Linked DNA regions of Homo sapiens: region 2 is linked to region 1. A link is an interaction called in ENCODE POLR2A ChIA-PET data of the cell type or tissue named here. Cell type or tissue: MCF 10A. All regions are shown on one strand.

Evidence for each region. Peaks named below come from ENCODE experiments on the same cell type or tissue, not always from the same donor. Only the 100,000 strongest peaks of a DNase experiment are listed, where the experiment ranks them.
Region 2: POLR2A ChIA-PET joins it to region 1 with 12 read pairs; 3 of 35 experiments call an interaction of 5 or more read pairs at or near these places.

The regions. Positions count from the first base shown.
Region 1 is chr1:232,288,512-232,296,511 of GRCh38, reverse strand. No RefSeq gene overlaps it. Among named protein-coding and RNA genes, the nearest start is that of SIPA1L2, 340 kb to the left of the region's middle. In MCF 10A, a CTCF peak has its summit at 3,605; DNase peaks (open chromatin) are centred at 3,501, 4,641 and 5,031.
Region 2 is chr1:232,379,709-232,387,708 of GRCh38, reverse strand. No RefSeq gene overlaps it. Among named protein-coding and RNA genes, the nearest start is that of SIPA1L2, 250 kb to the left of the region's middle. RefSeq lists an enhancer at 7,737-8,000. In MCF 10A, no CTCF peak of the experiment used is centred here; DNase peaks (open chromatin) are centred at 2,318 and 4,028.

The DNA of each region.
Region 1 (8,000 bases):
CAATACTCCAGCCAGGTTTTTAGAGTTCTTTGAGGTCCTGACAGCTCTCAGCCTCACTCTGTGGATCCCCTAGAAGTGTGATAGTCATTTGTGAGCCATGACAGAGTTGAAGGTAGGACAGTCTGACTATTGGGTGTCAGGGTAACATCAGGAATAAACTTACTGGAGGTGGCAGAGATCACTCCTGATTCTCCTGAAAAAGGCAACAATTCAATTCAATTCAATAACATATTACTTGGGGCTGAACATGTTCTGGAGACTATGCTAGACCCTAGAGTTATAGAAACGAAGAAAAGAGAGCAGAGGCAGCTCTGACTACAGGGAGCTTCAGGGTGGGAAAGAGGCCCTGGAGAACTAATCATAGCATCAGGAATATTAGAATTATCATATGCAAACTTTATTGACCATGTAGCAATCACATTTAACACAATAAAAGTCAAGCTCTAACATGTATGTTAGAAATGGAAAAACATATTTTAAGGCTGTTGAGGTCTAAAAAGTAGAACTTCTGGAAAGTTTTCAATAAATTTAAAATGTAATGGATATGTATAACAACATATTAAACCCAGATGAAGAGACAGTTGGTATACTGAAAGACAAAACAAATTAACCAGAATGAAGCACACAAACATAAGAGATTTATAAAATGAGAAGCTCAGAGATGTGGAGAATAGACCAAGAAGGTCTACCATATATAGAATCAAGGTTTCGGAAAAAGAGGAGACAGACAATGAGGCAAAGGCAATATTTATAAAAATAATGCCTGAGGATGTTCTAGAACTGATTAAAGATGCCAGTCCACAGATTGAAGTAGACTAATTCTATGTATGACAAATAATAATAAATCCAGTTTTAGACCCATTTTGTTGAAATTGCAGAAACTGAAAATATAGAAGATCTTAAAAGCAGCCAAAAAAATCCACACCCAAAATCATTATCTTCAAAGGAGTGAGAGACTAATACCTGATTTATCAATGACTTCTTAACAGTTGCAATGAGAGCCGGAAGGCAATAGAAATAATGTCTTCAATTAGCTGCAAGAAAACAACGCGCATCTTATAATTCTATACAGAAAATATACTGTTCAATGGGGAAAGAACTCCCTATTCAATAAATGGTGCCGGGATACCTGGCTAGCCATATGCAGAAGAAGGAAACTGGACCCATATCTTTCACCATATACAAACATTAACTCAAGATGGATTAAAGATTTAAATGTAAGACCTCAAACTATAAGGATGTTAAAAAAAAAAAAAAGCTAGAAAACACCATTCTGGACGTTGGCCTTGCTAAAGAATTTATGACTAAGTTCTCGAAAGTAATTGCAATGAAAACAAAAATTGAAAAGTGGAGCCTATTTAAACTAAAAAGTGTCTGCACAGCAAAAGAAACTATCAACAGAGTAAACAGCCTACAGAATAGGAGAAAATATTCACAAACTATACATCTGATAAAGGTCTAATACTCAGAATCTGTAAGAAACTTAAATAGATAAACAAGCCAAAAACAACCCCATTAAAAAGTGGGCAAAGGACATGAACAGGTATTCTTCAAAAGAAGACATGTAAGTGGCCAAAAAAACATGAAAAAATGCTCAATATCACTAATCATTTGAAAAGTGCAAATTAAAACCACAACGACATACAATCTTACACCAGTCAGAATGGCTACTGTTAAAGAGTAAAGGTTGGGCACAGTAGATCACATCTGTAATCCCAGCACTCTGGGAGGCTGAGTCAGGCAGATGACTTGAGGTCAGGAGTTCAAGACCAGCCTGGCCAACATGGTGAAACCCTGTCTCTACTAAAAATACCAAATTAGCCAGGCATTGTGGTGCATGCCTGTAATCCCAGCTACTCGGGAGGCTGAGGCAGGAGAATCAATCACTTGAACCAGGAGGTGGAGGTTGCAGTGAGCCGAGATTACGTCACTGCACTGCAGCCTGGAAAACAGAGTGAGACTCTATCTCCAAAAAAAAAATAAAAAGTCAAAAACAGTGAAAAACAACAGACGTTGGTGAGGCTGTGGAAAAAAAGGGAATGAGTATACACTCCTGGTGGGAATGAGATTCGTTCAGTCACTGTGGAAAGCAGTTTGGAGATTTCTCAAAGAACTTAAAACAGAACTACCATATGACCCTGCAATCCTACTACTGGGTATATACCCAAAGAAAAATAGCTCATTCTACCAAAAAGAACACATGCATTCATATGTTCATGGCAGCGTTATTCACAATAGCAAAGACATTGAATCAACCCACATGCTCATCTGCAGTGGATTCAATAAAAAAAAAATATGGAACATATACATCACAGAATACTATGCAGCCATAAAAAGAATGGCATCATGTTCTTTGGAGCAACATGGATGCAGCTAGATGCCATTATCCTAAGTGAATTAACTGAGAAACAGAAAACCAAATACTGCATGTTCTCACTTATAAGTGGGAGCTAAATATTGGGTCTCATGGACATGAAGATGGCAACCACAGATACTGGGGGCAACTATAGGGGAAAGGCAGGGAGGGGGGCAATGTTGAAAAACTAACTGTTGGGTACCATGCTCATTATCTGGGTGACAGAATAATTCGTATCCCAAACCTCAGCATGACACAGTATACCCATGTAACAAACCTGCATATGTACCCCTTGAATCTAAAATGAAAGTTGAAATTATTTTTAAAATATATCAAAAATGAGGGCAAGATAAAGACAGATAAACTAAAAGTTTTCCACCAATAGACATTTACTAAATAAAATTCTAAAAGATGTATACCAAACAGGAAATTCGAAATATAAGAAGGAATGACAGGCAAAGAAAATTGTAAATATAGGTGTAATCAAAAAGGAATGAGGCGGGGACAAGAGGGGCAGGAAAATATTCACTGAGGAACCAATGGTGGTTCTTAGAACAGGAAGATGGTAGAGTCTTCTCATTTGGTAACAAGTCAGGAGGGAAGTGGTTTATAGGTGGCAGTTGGTAAACTGGCCTAGGCATATCCCAAGGAAGATAACCAATCAACTGAGAAGAAAGTTACCTTTCAAGCCACGATGTGGTTTTTTTTGTTTGTTTGTTTTAGGTAGCTCTCTGCATTGTTTTTCAAGAATTATTCTGTCATACTTCATAGACTTTAGCCATTTTGCTTTAGGAGAGGTGGGCCAAAGCACCTGGGTGTGGGTTGTGAGAGGAGAAGTTGGCTGAATTATCTGCAGAATTGGCTTAGTACTCCTCTTCATTTTACAAGTAAAAAAAATCATGTCTTTTGTCAGACCCTGTTCTTTAGGATGCCACAGCCCATAGCCCGCAGCTGGCGGCCTCTGACAAAGAAATGAAGGAAGCTCATGACCAGTCTTGTATTGCCAGCAAGGAGGGCATGAAGAAAGTGTCACGGAGCATTTGCCTTTGTGTTGCAATGGTTGTTGTTGGCAACATCCCTGAGTTGTACCCACATTTCATCTGTTTGAGCTCGTATTGGGAGATCAGAGAAGAGCTACAAGGAAGGTAAAGGATTTGCATCTGTTAACAAACCTTGGGCTTGTCCTTGGATTGGTTTCTAGCTACTCTTCTCCAGCTGAGGTTGAGTCATCGGAAGACGCTCAGTTCTGACCCAGTGGCTCCTCAAGGAATGGCACCAGCGCTGAGAGAGGATAGGTTTTTCTCTTGCCAGACTTTTGTGATGGTTTTGTTTTGAATAACACGGTCTCCAACTGATGGATCTCTTAAGTCTATTGATACAAAAAGTACCTCCTTGTAAATGTTTTTCAGTGACAGGAAAGATAATAATGAACCCAAGAAGCATAGAAGGAGAGTGTTGGCAAGAGGAAAGGGAATGGCTGCAGGAGAACAGAGGTGAGTAGCCTTTAAGAGAAGCTTAGATTAAATTAATTAGGAGTGCCAGAGGGGAACAGTTTAAGAGTGAAGGAAGTCATTCTGTTTGGGAGAATAGAAGAAGAAAGAAAAACAAGCTTGGTGAGAGGCTGTTTGAAGTTAAAGAAGTTAGTTCGTTTCAAACTGGATATTTGCCAAGAGCCCTACAGAAGATTTTCTCAAGTCTGAAGGAGGCAATTTCCCACTTTCTGTTTAGAAGAGTTCTTTGCTTAGTAGCTGTTGTACTTGTAAATTCATTTAATCTCTGCCTCTTCTTACCAACTGCCTGATCTCACATACTGGGGCTGCCATAGTCTCCCAAAAGTTCTTTCACATTTATGCTCTAACCATGATATTTACTCAGAGAATCAAATTTGTTCCAAGGCGTTTTCTTAAAACACCCCAGAGGAAAATGTTTTATGTAAGAGAAAGCAATGAGATGGATTGATGTTTGTATTTTAATTTTTTTGTATAGTTTATTTATTTTAGAAGCAAATGCATTTTTTGGGACATCGAAGAAAAATGGTGGATGGGATAAAATTGGCCTTTTTCTGAATGCCTGGTCTATGGTATTTGAGCTAACAAATTTACCCTGAAGCCAAACTTCTCTGAATTTCTAAGGCTCCATATGAGCTCATCTATTAGGAAAATAACATAAGAAATAATGTGAAGACAATGAGCCCATATTTATTTGGCTTTCCTCCAATAAAACTACAATCAATTTGAAGGAAAATATTGTAAAAGAAAAGGGAGGTGGCTGAGTTGGCAGCACACCAAGATGCATAGCCAAGATGTGTTGAAACCGAGGTTGTCACAAAGAACAGTAAAAAGAACCATGAACTGAATTTTAAACCAAGAGCAAATCATTCTCTAATTTGGTTCTTTTAGGTCAAAGTTAGATATTATTCTGCCTGCTTACCTTGTGATTAGGTCAAATGGCCTAATGAGTTCTAAACTGCATGAAAAGGATGAGGCTCTAAGTTTGAGTTTCCGGGAGATATTTCTTAAGTCATTTTGAAGTCCATGAATGAGTTAGGAGTGAGCTTTGCATCCTCAGATCTCAGACACTCCAGCTTAGAGGCTGTGGGGGTGCATCAATCCTGCAGAGTTGCCTAAACCACTGTGAGCTCCCAGCCTTCTTCCATCTTCCTTCTCAGCTGGACAGGGCTCTCCCACAAAACCTACAGCCCACAGCTGCTATTGGCAATGCAAGGTTGATGATTGCTGTACACCAGTGACGTCTTTGCTGTCTTCACCGGCATGTGATGTGTTCCCAGACTTCTGGCTTGGCTTTGGCTATTATCATTGGCTTCCCTCTTTGCTGCTGAATTGCTAATTTAAAACCAAACCAAATCGGACAAGCTCTTATAACATTCTTTTCTGCTGATTACACAAAATAGGAAATAGAATTAATATTTCAAGTCCCATCTATTTTTACATATATAAATATTTGCTTTTAGTTCTTATCAAGTGCTAGGCACTATACTGAGTAGACTGTGCTATGCCCTATATGCTTCTATCTAGACTATTGCTTATGTATTAATTCAGCCAATATTTATTGAACACCTTCTGTGTGCCACATACTATTTTAGGCATTAGGGATATATCAATGAACAACAAAAGAAGCCAACAGACTAAGTTTTTGCACTCAAAAAGCTTATGTTTGACAAAAATAAGAGAGCAATAAGTGAATATATGTCAGGTGGCCAAATGTTCATGAACAGATGAATAGGTAAAGTAAATGTGATATACATACATATCACATTTGAGTGTGATATATATATACACACACACACACACACACACACACACAAAAGGAGTACTATTCAGCCATAAAAAAGTAAGAAATCCTGTCATTTGCAGCAACATGGATGAGCCTAGAGGACATTATATTAAGCAAAATAAGTCAGGCATGGAAAAATAAATGCATGTTCTCATGCATATGTGGGAGAAAAAAATAAGCTCATAGAAGTAGAGAGTAGAATTGAGGTCATTTGAGGTTGGAAAGGGTAGGAGGGAGGGAGGATAGGAGAGGTTGGTTAATGGCTGCAAAATTATGCCTAGATGGAGGAATGCTTCTAGTGTACTGTAGCACTGTAAGGCTAATATGGTTAACAATAATTTAGTGTACATTTTCAAAAAAAGCTAGAGGAGAGGATTTTGAATGTTCACAACACAGAGAAATGATCAATGTTCAAGGTGATGAATATGCTAATTACTAATTACTTGGATCTAAACATTGCACATTGCATGCATGTATCAAAATATCTCTTTGCGTCCCATAAATATGTACAATTATTACATGCCAAGTAAAAATAAAAGGAAAAAACATGTCCGGTGGCAATAAATGATAAGGAAAATAGTGGGTAAAGAGAGTGGAGAGTAATGGGACTTTAGGGGAAGCCTCTCTGGGAGAGCACAGTTGAGAAAAGATAGCTGAGCAGAAACTTGAAAGAGGTGAAGGAACAAGTGTCACAGGTATCTGTGGGAAGAGCCTTCCTGGCAGAGCAACAGGAAGCAAAGAGGCTATGGAGGTGGATTTCTGCTTGCCATGTTTAATGATGCCCAGAGTGGTCAGTGTGGCCGGGAGCAGTGGGAGCAGGGAGAGGAGAGGGGAAGATGTAACCAAAGAGACCTCTCTTTAGGGCCCTGCAAGGATGTTGGCTTGAGCTTACTGGGTCAGAGGGGAGCTGTGATGTGGGTCAGTGTTAGGAGGGTCACTGTGGCTGCCGTGTGGGGAACAGAGCCCAGAGGGGCATTATGGGGAGCAGAGAGCCTGCTAGAAGGCATTTGCAATGTCTATTTGTTCCATACGAATACTCCACAGCATTGTGCTAAGAATTGCAGGGTTGGAATAAGAAGCATGAGGCAGGATGACTGGTGCTATCTCCTGCTTTCTTCCACTTGCCTATGGTTATGCTGATACTTCTCTCTGAACCTGTTTTCTCACAAGGAGGCAGAATAACCTAGTGATTAAGAATACAGGTGTTTTAGTTTAACTGAGGCCCATTCGTCTATTTTTGGTTGTGTTGCCCGTGCTTTTGAGGTCTCAGTTATAAACTCTTTGCCTAAACCAAAGCCTAGAAGCATTTTACTTGCGTTTTCTTCCAGGATTGTTATAGTTTCAGGTCTTATACTTAAGTCTTTAATCCATTTTAAGGTGATTTTTGTATATGCTGAGGGATAGGGGTCCAGTTGCATTATTCTATATGAACCATCTAATTTTCCCAATACCATTTATTTAAAAGAGTGTCCTTTCCCCAGTGTTGGCTTTGTCAAACATCAGTTGGCTGAAAACATGTGGCTTTATTTCTGGGTTTTCTATTCTATTCTATTGATCTATATGTCTACTTTTATACCAGTACCATAACGTTTTGATAATATAATTTGAAGTCAGATAAGTGATGCTTCCAGCTTTGTGTGTTACTCGGGTGATGGGTTAAAATAGTACATATGTCAGGCCGGGCGCGGTAGCTCACGCCTGTAATCCCAGCACTTTGGGAGGTTGTGGCAGGTGGATCACAAGGTCAGGAGTTCAAGACCAGCCTGGACAAGATGGTGAAACCCCGTCTCTACTAAAAATACAAAAATTAGCCAGGCGTGGTGGTGGACACCTGTAATCCCAGCTACTCAGGACGCTGAGGCAGGAGAATGGCTTGAACCCAGGAGGCAGAGGTTGCAGTGAGCCAAGATCATGCCATTGCACTCCAGCCTGGGTGACAGAGCAAGACTCCAGCTCAAAAATAATAATATTAATTAATTAAATTTAAAAATTTAAAAAATAGTACATATGTCATAGAGTTGTAAGGGATTAAGTGTAGTCATTCATGTGCAGTGCTTATCAGAATGCCAGGCACACAGAGTTGATTGGAGAATTACAGAAGGTAGAACATGGGAATGTTCTCCGTAAATAGTAGATGTCATGAAAATGTTAGTTGTTAGGATATGCATCAATGTGTGCGAAGTTTGAGAGTATGTGCTGTGAGGGGTTCCAGCACAGGTTCATTCTGCAGAGGAAGTTTAGGGGCACATTTTGCACATATCATGACATTAGGCCCAACATTGCACAGTCATTTCCCATTAGACAATGGGATGGGGGCCAATCACATGGGTGTGAAGGCTGGCCTTGACCT
Region 2 (8,000 bases), 91 kb before region 1:
ATAGGAAAGAAATGAAGAGGTGTTGATACCATCTAACTCTGTGGTTGCCAGGAATCAAAGGAATGTAATACAGGTAATAACTTAGAAAAAGCATTTTTGTTTTCTGCCGAAGTGCACAAAGGCAATGGACTAATACAACTGTTGAAATCCACAAGTGCCTGGTTTCCAGCACTGGTGGAAACCACTGGCCAAGCAGATGGTCCGGAGTCAGCTCATGTGTGTGTCTGCTGGGGCATGCTGGGCATCATCAGCAGAAACCCAGTGTGACTGTGGAAGGCAGGCTAGACACGAGTTTAAGCTGAGAACCCCAAGGCATGGCAAAGTGCACCTGGGCAGGTGGATCCAACTTGGGCTGCCCCCTGTGTGTCTGCAGCCCCTGCCCTGCCGGGTCATAAAGGCCAGGTCAGATGAGAAGAGCTGGACCTTTGAGGGGGGCACAGGACAGACTCCAGATGGCCAGCCCTTGCTCTGCCCCTAGAAAAGCCAGGGCCTCAGAAGAGACCCGGCTTCCGGGACCTTGCTAACCTCAGCTAGGCAGACAGCTAGAGCATCCTCAGAGCCCTGAAAAGAGGCACAGAGGAGCCCAACATGGGGACCAAATCCTTTTAAAGGATGCTAGCCCATCTCTTTTCCCAGTGTAAATGCCCACAGAAGAAACATTTTCCCCTCTCCAAGTTTCAAATTTTTCAACCTGGCAAATAAAAGCAATCTGTGGGCCTGTGCCTGATTTATGCAGGTGTCTGTAAAGGGTTTCCCTGGCCGCTGTTTTCTGTTTGCCCCGCATCCTGCACCACACTCAGTCACATTCACACCCAGGAAGCCTGAGCCAGCCAGGGTGACCTAATATCCCACAGGGGTTCCCAGCCGGATGTGTTCAGCCATCTTCCACAGAGTCACTTCTGCTAGAAGGAGCTGAAAGTGCTGGCCCTGCTGAGAGTCCATGCTCACCTGAGTAGTAGAAGGGATATCACGAGCAACTGAGAGTTTCCTGGCATGGGCTCCCGGTTCTTTTCACCCCTCCAAGTGGGATCTACCATTAGCTAGGCTGGGCCCTAACAGTGCACTGTTTTGAGGTTGATTGGCCAGACTTTGGAAGGTAAGACAGGAACAGTGATCTGGAGAGGGCTGAGCCTTGAGCAGGCGTTGCTGCTTTGACAGCTGACAGTGATCCCATGATCCCTTCCCAGAGAATGTGCTGTGTGGCCGAGTGAAAAGCTGCACTTGGCTCCAGGGACAGGTGTGACCTCAGTCCTGTCAGACTGCGGAACCCCAGGTCGTGACCTTCCTTCCTCTCCTCACTCAGGGTGGCATCTCCTGTGCCACATACGGTCTTAGTCTGCACCATGGACGTTCGAAACACCAGAGCACTGGCAAATGTCGCCGGGGCCCTGGGCCCTAGGGATGCAGGCATCTCTCCAAGGGAGCTTCTCTCACACTTGGAAGTAGGCACCGAATGTGTGATGTCCTCTGTGGCTCCCTCTCCACCCACTCATTTCCACACTGTCTACACCTGCTGTCTACATTGCCTGCATACCCACCTGAGGCACCCAGTAACCAGCCTCTATTTCTACCACTCACCTAAGCCTGAGGGTTCTGATGAGGGCCACCAGAAGCCTACCAGCTGCTAAAACAAATAGACATGGAATTTCAATAAAAATAGAGCGCAAGGGCCAGGTGCCGTGGCTCACGCCTGTAATCCCAGCACGATGGGAGGCTGAGGCAGGCGGATCACGAGATCAGGAGATCGAGATCATCCTGGCCAACATGGTGAAACCCTGTCTCTACTAAAAATACAAAAAAAATTAGCTGGGCTTGGTGGCACGTGCCTGTAATCCCAGCTACTCGGGAGGCTGAGACAGGAGAATTGCTTGAACCAGGGAGTCAGAGGTTGCAGTGAGCCGAGATCGCACCACTGCACTTCAGCCTGGGTGACAGAGTAAGACTCCATCTCAAAAAAAAAAAAAAAAAAAATAGAGTGCAATAGCTTTCACTATACATCTCCATGCACTGGCACATGGTACTGATGAAGTTGAATTTTTCAGATCTTCTCCTTGCCCTCCCACGGCATTGGCAGGGTGACATAGTCCCTCCTGGAAACGTGGTGCCCCCCCATCCCAGGACACTTGGCCGTGCGTGGCTCTGCCCACTCTTGCCTGCCGCCTTCCCTGCACCTCTCCTTTGGCCACTCTGCCGAAGTTGGCCTCTCTCTGTGTTTGTGGCCTCCCACAGTCTCTGCGTGGGGAGTGCTCATTCCTGCCCAGGGCCCTGCTAGTCCCAGCTCTTTGCCCTAACTCTCCCACAGCCCTGCGGGAAGTGCAGATGGGCTGACTCACCACCTCCTGAGAAGAGCTCTGTACTGCACAGGCAGAACACCCAACACTGCATCCTCAGCAGCGAGAGTTGCAGATACAACTTAAATGCTACCAATCAGTCCCCACGCAATGCAATTCGGAGCTCAGTCATGTGGGCAAAAGGTAGCAGTGCAGGAAGTATCCACTGGTTGCTGTAGGTGTGGCAGGCAGGATGCTGGACCCCATGGTCCCTGAATCATAGCTAAGGGTGGAGACGCTGGAGCCAGTGGTCAGGTGGGCTGCGTGACTCCAGCTCCCTGACTGGGGTACCCTGCACCTCCTTTTCTACACTGGCTCTGTGGACTTGCTCCAGGAGTCACTCCTGCAGCCTGCTCCTAAGGTTTTGAAGCCACTTGTACAAACCACCGTCTGCTGGCAAGAGTTGGCATGCTTCTCTTCCCTCTGTCGTGGAAATTTTGTATTACCTGGACCACTGTCTCTACTTCAGTGTCCCAGTTCATGCTCATTATTTCAAAACCAGAATTCTCCTCTTCTGTGTCAGACAGTATGCTTCCAGTAGCAATTAACAGACACTCAGTTCAAATAAATTTGAATTCTAAGGGGGATTTTTGGCTTACAGAACAGGAACTGGAGATCAGCAGGCTTCAGAGCTGGTTTCCTCTGGTAGGATAATCATGCCCCCAAAGCCCTGGTTTCTGCCACTTATCTGTTGTGTCTTCGATGACCTCAGCCTCATCCTCAGGCTGGCTCTCTGCCTGCTCCCAGGATGGCTATCCAGGATGGGCCTCCTTTCTTCTCCACCTCCAGAGAGAGAGAGAAGAGAGAAGAGAAAAAAAAAAAGACAGAGAAGGAGAGAGAAAACACAGAGACAGAAAGACAGAGAGGTGGGGGTGGGGAGAGAGAGGGGAGGAGAGAGAAGAAGGGAGAGGGAGGAGAGACAGAGAGAAAAGGACAGGAAGAGATAACAGAGCATGAGAATGAGCCCATGTTTCTGCTTCAAGAGTCAAGCAGAAGTCCTAAGGTCTTCTCTGATTGCGCCGACTTAGACCACACCCTCATGAGCTCATCACAGCAGGCAAGGATGGAGGATTCACTTAAGACTCTCAGAGGCCCCCTTGAAACTTAGACCTGGAGTCAGCTTCCCCAAAGCACAGGGAGCATAGTGGACAAGGTGACTACCCAGACTAGAATGTGAGGACTGTTCTGAAGGGTAGAAGAGAATCCGTGCTAAGTAGGAGAGAATCAGTGCTTGGAGGAGAGAATCTGTGCTAGGTAGGACACTGCCCGGGACTGAAGGCTTCTTCTCCCCACCCCCAAATTCGTACATTAAGGCCCTAATGTAGTGGCATTTGGAGGCAGGGCCTTTGGGAGGCAATTGTGTTTGGATGAGGTCGTGGGACTGGATCCCTCGTGATGGGAGTGGTTCCCCATAAAGGGATGAAGAGCCAAGGGCTTGCTCTCTATGCCATATAAGGACGCAGTAAGAAGATGCCCTCTGTAAACCAGGAAGTGCACCCCCACCCGACACCAGATCTGCTGCACCTTGACTTGGGATGTCCAGCCCCCAGAACTGTGAGCAATAAATGTGTGTTGCTTAAGCCACTCGGGCTTTGGCACATTTGTGACAGCAGCTCAACCAGACAGACCAAGACAGAAACCCAGCAATATCCTCCACCCACTTCCAAAACGGTTCATGTTCTGCGTTCTCATTCCATAGCGGTGGGTGACAGCCATCTACCAGGTGCCCTGCCCAGGAATCTCTGAGTCAGCCTAGGTTACGGCCTCTCCCTCACTGTCTGCGTCGAGTTCATTGCCAAGATACACTGTTGGTGGTGGTGGTGCTCTCACTTCCCAAATACCATGAAATTGTGTCCTCCAGCTTTCATCCTTTCTTTCAAGCCCTCACCAGTGCCCACCTGAACACAGCACCCAACTCCTGAGTGGTCTCCTGAACTATCCATTCCCCCAACCCAGCCACCCCCATACCACGCTTCCGGCACCAGGGCGCTGTGACACATCCTTCCTTCCTTGCCAAGCTCCTGATTAAAATGCTTCTGGAGGCCGGGCGTGGTGGCTCACACCTGTAATCCCAGCACTTTGGGAAGCCAAGGCAGGTGGATCATTTGAGGTCAGAAGTTTGAGACCAGCCTGACCAACATGGTGAAACCCCATCTCTACTAAAATACAAAAATTAGCCAGCCATGATGACGGACACCTGTAATCTGAGCTACTTGGGAGGCTGAGGCAGGAGAATCACTTGAACCCAGGAGGCGGGGGTTACAGTGAGCCGAGATTGTACCACTGCACTCCAGCCTGGGCAATAGAGTGAGACTCCCTCTCAAAAATAAATAATAAATAAATAAAACGGCTTCTGGTGCTATCCTCTGCCTCAAAATAAAGCCCAGCCATGCCTTCCTCCTATAGCTCAGCACCATCTCCTCTGTGCTACCTCCCTCCTCACACACCCACTGGCTTCCCAAACACATGAGCCATTTGACACGTAGCACATTTGTGTGGCTGAGGGAAGAGGCTCCGGATCCTCTGAGCTGGACGAAGGGTTGCACACTAAACTCTGGGGCAGTGGCCATGTCCCAGCCCTTTCCCTGGTGATTCATTCCCACTTTTTCTGTTGGTGTGAAATAGAATCATAGAAACCCAATCCAGTACTCCACAAAATTAAAATTTTTAAGACTCCCAATTCATTACATGCCTAACTATAAAGGCAAAGTTATAAAGCTAGAAGAAAGCTTTAAAACTATAAAACTGGGAGAAAATGCAGAAGAATATCTTTAGAGTCTTGATGAGGAAAATCTTTATTAAAAAAAGTCCAAAAAAAACACAAGAAAAATGATGTCACTGGCTTTACTAAAGATTTCTGTTCAGTAACTAGCAACAGAGACTGGATGAACAGACAGGAGAAAACATATCCATTTTCTTTTTCTTTTTCTTTTCTTTTTTTTTTTTTTTTTTTGTGGACCGAGTCTTACTGTGTCGCCCAGGCTGGAGTGCAGTGGTGCGATCTCAGCTCACTGCAACCTCTGCCTCCCGGGTTCAAGTGATTCTCCTGCCTCAGCTTCCCAAGTAGCTGGGACTACAGATGCATGCCACCACGCCTGGCTAATTTTTTGTATTTTTAGTAGAGATGGGGTTTCACTGTGTTAGCCAGGATGGTCTCAATCTCCTGACCTCGTGATCCACCCACCTCATCCTCCCAAAGTGCTGGGATTCCAGGCGCTTTCTATACCTGACAAAAGCCTGGTATTCAGAAACCATAAAGAACTTTTGTAAATCACACAGAAAAAGAAGATTAATACAATAGAAAAATAGGCGATGCATACGAGCAGGCCTGTCACAGAGGGAGAAGCTCAAAGGCTAATGAGCATATGAAGAGATTCTCAACCTCACCAGCAATGAGAGCAGTACAGATTAAAATATCAGAGAAATACAAATTCCCCGCACCAGTTGGCCGGAGCTAGAATGCTGGAGAAAAAGCAATTGGTGGTGAGGATGTGGGAGGAATGGGAGCTCGTTGGTGTGTGGACTAGTGCAGCCATTTGGAAAGCAGCCAGGCAGTGTTAAGTGAAATTCAGGAGAGAAATATCATATTACACATCTTTGCATATCTATATATATGTATATGTGTGTATATCAAAAGAAATATGCACCTCTGTGCACAAAGGAGCATGTCTCAGGATATTCATCATGGCGCTGCTTCTGCTGGGTGGCCGAGGTGTCCTCACTAGAGGGACAGTCAATGTGAGCTCTTAACAGCACCAGATTTCTTGCAGCAATCGGAAGCCAGAAACTCTGTCTGCAGAGAGCCAATGATTACGCCTCAAAAACATACTGTTAAGTGCGAAAGTGAGTAAAAGGAAGAGATTGATATTGTAATGCTATGTTGACATTATTTGAAACAACAAACCACAAAAGAACAAAGCATATTTTCTGTAAATATAAATATGTATAAATTCATACATGAGGGGATGGATGATAGCCACCTCATGAATGTGGCAAAGTGCCGAAGGGTGGGTGGGGTGGGGTGTGTGGGGTGGAGGGTTAGAACTAAAGAGGAGAAAAGTAAAATAAAAGAAGGCAAAAGAAGGGCTTTTCATGGGTCTAAGTTTGCTTTGAATGTAGGAGTGTGGTCAAGTCAATGCTGTGCACCTGAGGTCCATTAAAAGAGAAAGAAAGGAAAGAAGTTCAGCCTGAAAGATTCCATGCATTTTTATGGACTCAGATCAAAGCATTGTTTATCTACTCTGTCTCCCCTACTCCCTCGTCTTCCACTGCTGCTGATAATCCAGGAGATATTACAAGTAAGAGTTGTGCTTGATTCTGGCCCATGATGGGTGCCTCCCCGCTCCACCGTGGCTGAGCTCAGGCAGTTGGTGTAGAACCTTCTTACCCACTACTTGAAGGAGTTTAGCCCTTTGCCTCTCTACCAACCTCCATTCAGAAAGCAAAATCAGGGTCTCGACTTGAAATGATCATCTTGAAAGAAGCCATTGGCCAATGTTCACTGCAGTGTTTCTGCTCCCTGAAGCATCTCCCAGGCAACTTCTGGAGACAGGACTAAATCTGGGAAGGAAGCGTGTCTGTGCTTTCCACTAGGCACCAGGTCAGTCACCAGGGTTGGCTGGCTGCTGCTCTGAGTGCATAGTTTGACTATAACCATTTTGTTAAAAGAGAATAAGATGAAGTGGCAAGGCCAGCTTTGTTGGTCAAGGTCCCCAAGGCCGTGCTCACCAGGGCCAGCTGCATAATTTGTAGCCCAGTGTGAAGTGAAAATTCAGGGCTCCTTGCTCAAAAAGCAGAAAATGAGTGCTGTTATAGATACTACGATACAGATCATTTCCTCTCTCCCTCTGTCTCTCTCTTTTTCTCTTTACTTGCCATGGTGGTTTTTTTTTAATTGGCTATTAAATAGCCAATTAAGACATTAGAAGACATTAAAATCTTCTTCATGGAGACAGGGATGTCGCCCTGTGGGCACAGATCATCTCAGGCTCCTGTGGACCCCATCCTGCTACTAGGAGGGGGCGCCCTTCTCCCAGCCATCACATTGACGTACCATCCCTGAGCTGGGGCAAGGCAGGAACTCTCCCCTTCCCATAGGACCAGAACTCCAGTTCATGGTTCCTCCCAAGGGATGACACCTGTGGGCCAAGACCAAGATCACTTTCTGGATAAGGGGTAAACCAGAAGCTTCCCTGTGCTGGGTCACCAGCAGCTACCATCTTGAACTGGGGACAGACACCTCCATGTCCTGGGCCAAGGTATATGGAACATGTCTGCCAGCCTTTCCTGTCCCCACACCTGCCTCAGGCCCCCACTGGGCAGGAAGATGGCCAAGGTTGCTGGGAGAGAGGGGAAAAGGGAAGCCAAATGGGACATGGTGCCAGGGAACAGGGGAGCCAGCACCAGAGGAGGCATCCCAGGGAGGCAGCAGCAGAAGGACCACAGGGGGCCAAGCAAGCCCCTGTGCATGCTGCACGGTTCCATGAGCTTTCACTCACAAAACACAGGTCCTAAACGACAATCATTACGAATTGCAGGCCTGCAACCACACGGCATGAAACCCCTGTGCTGTTGCAGTGGTTACATGGCCAAAAGGCTGACCCTGCTGTTTACCATGACAGATCCACTTTCTCCTCCAGGAAGGAACTGTGAATCTCACCACAATGCCCT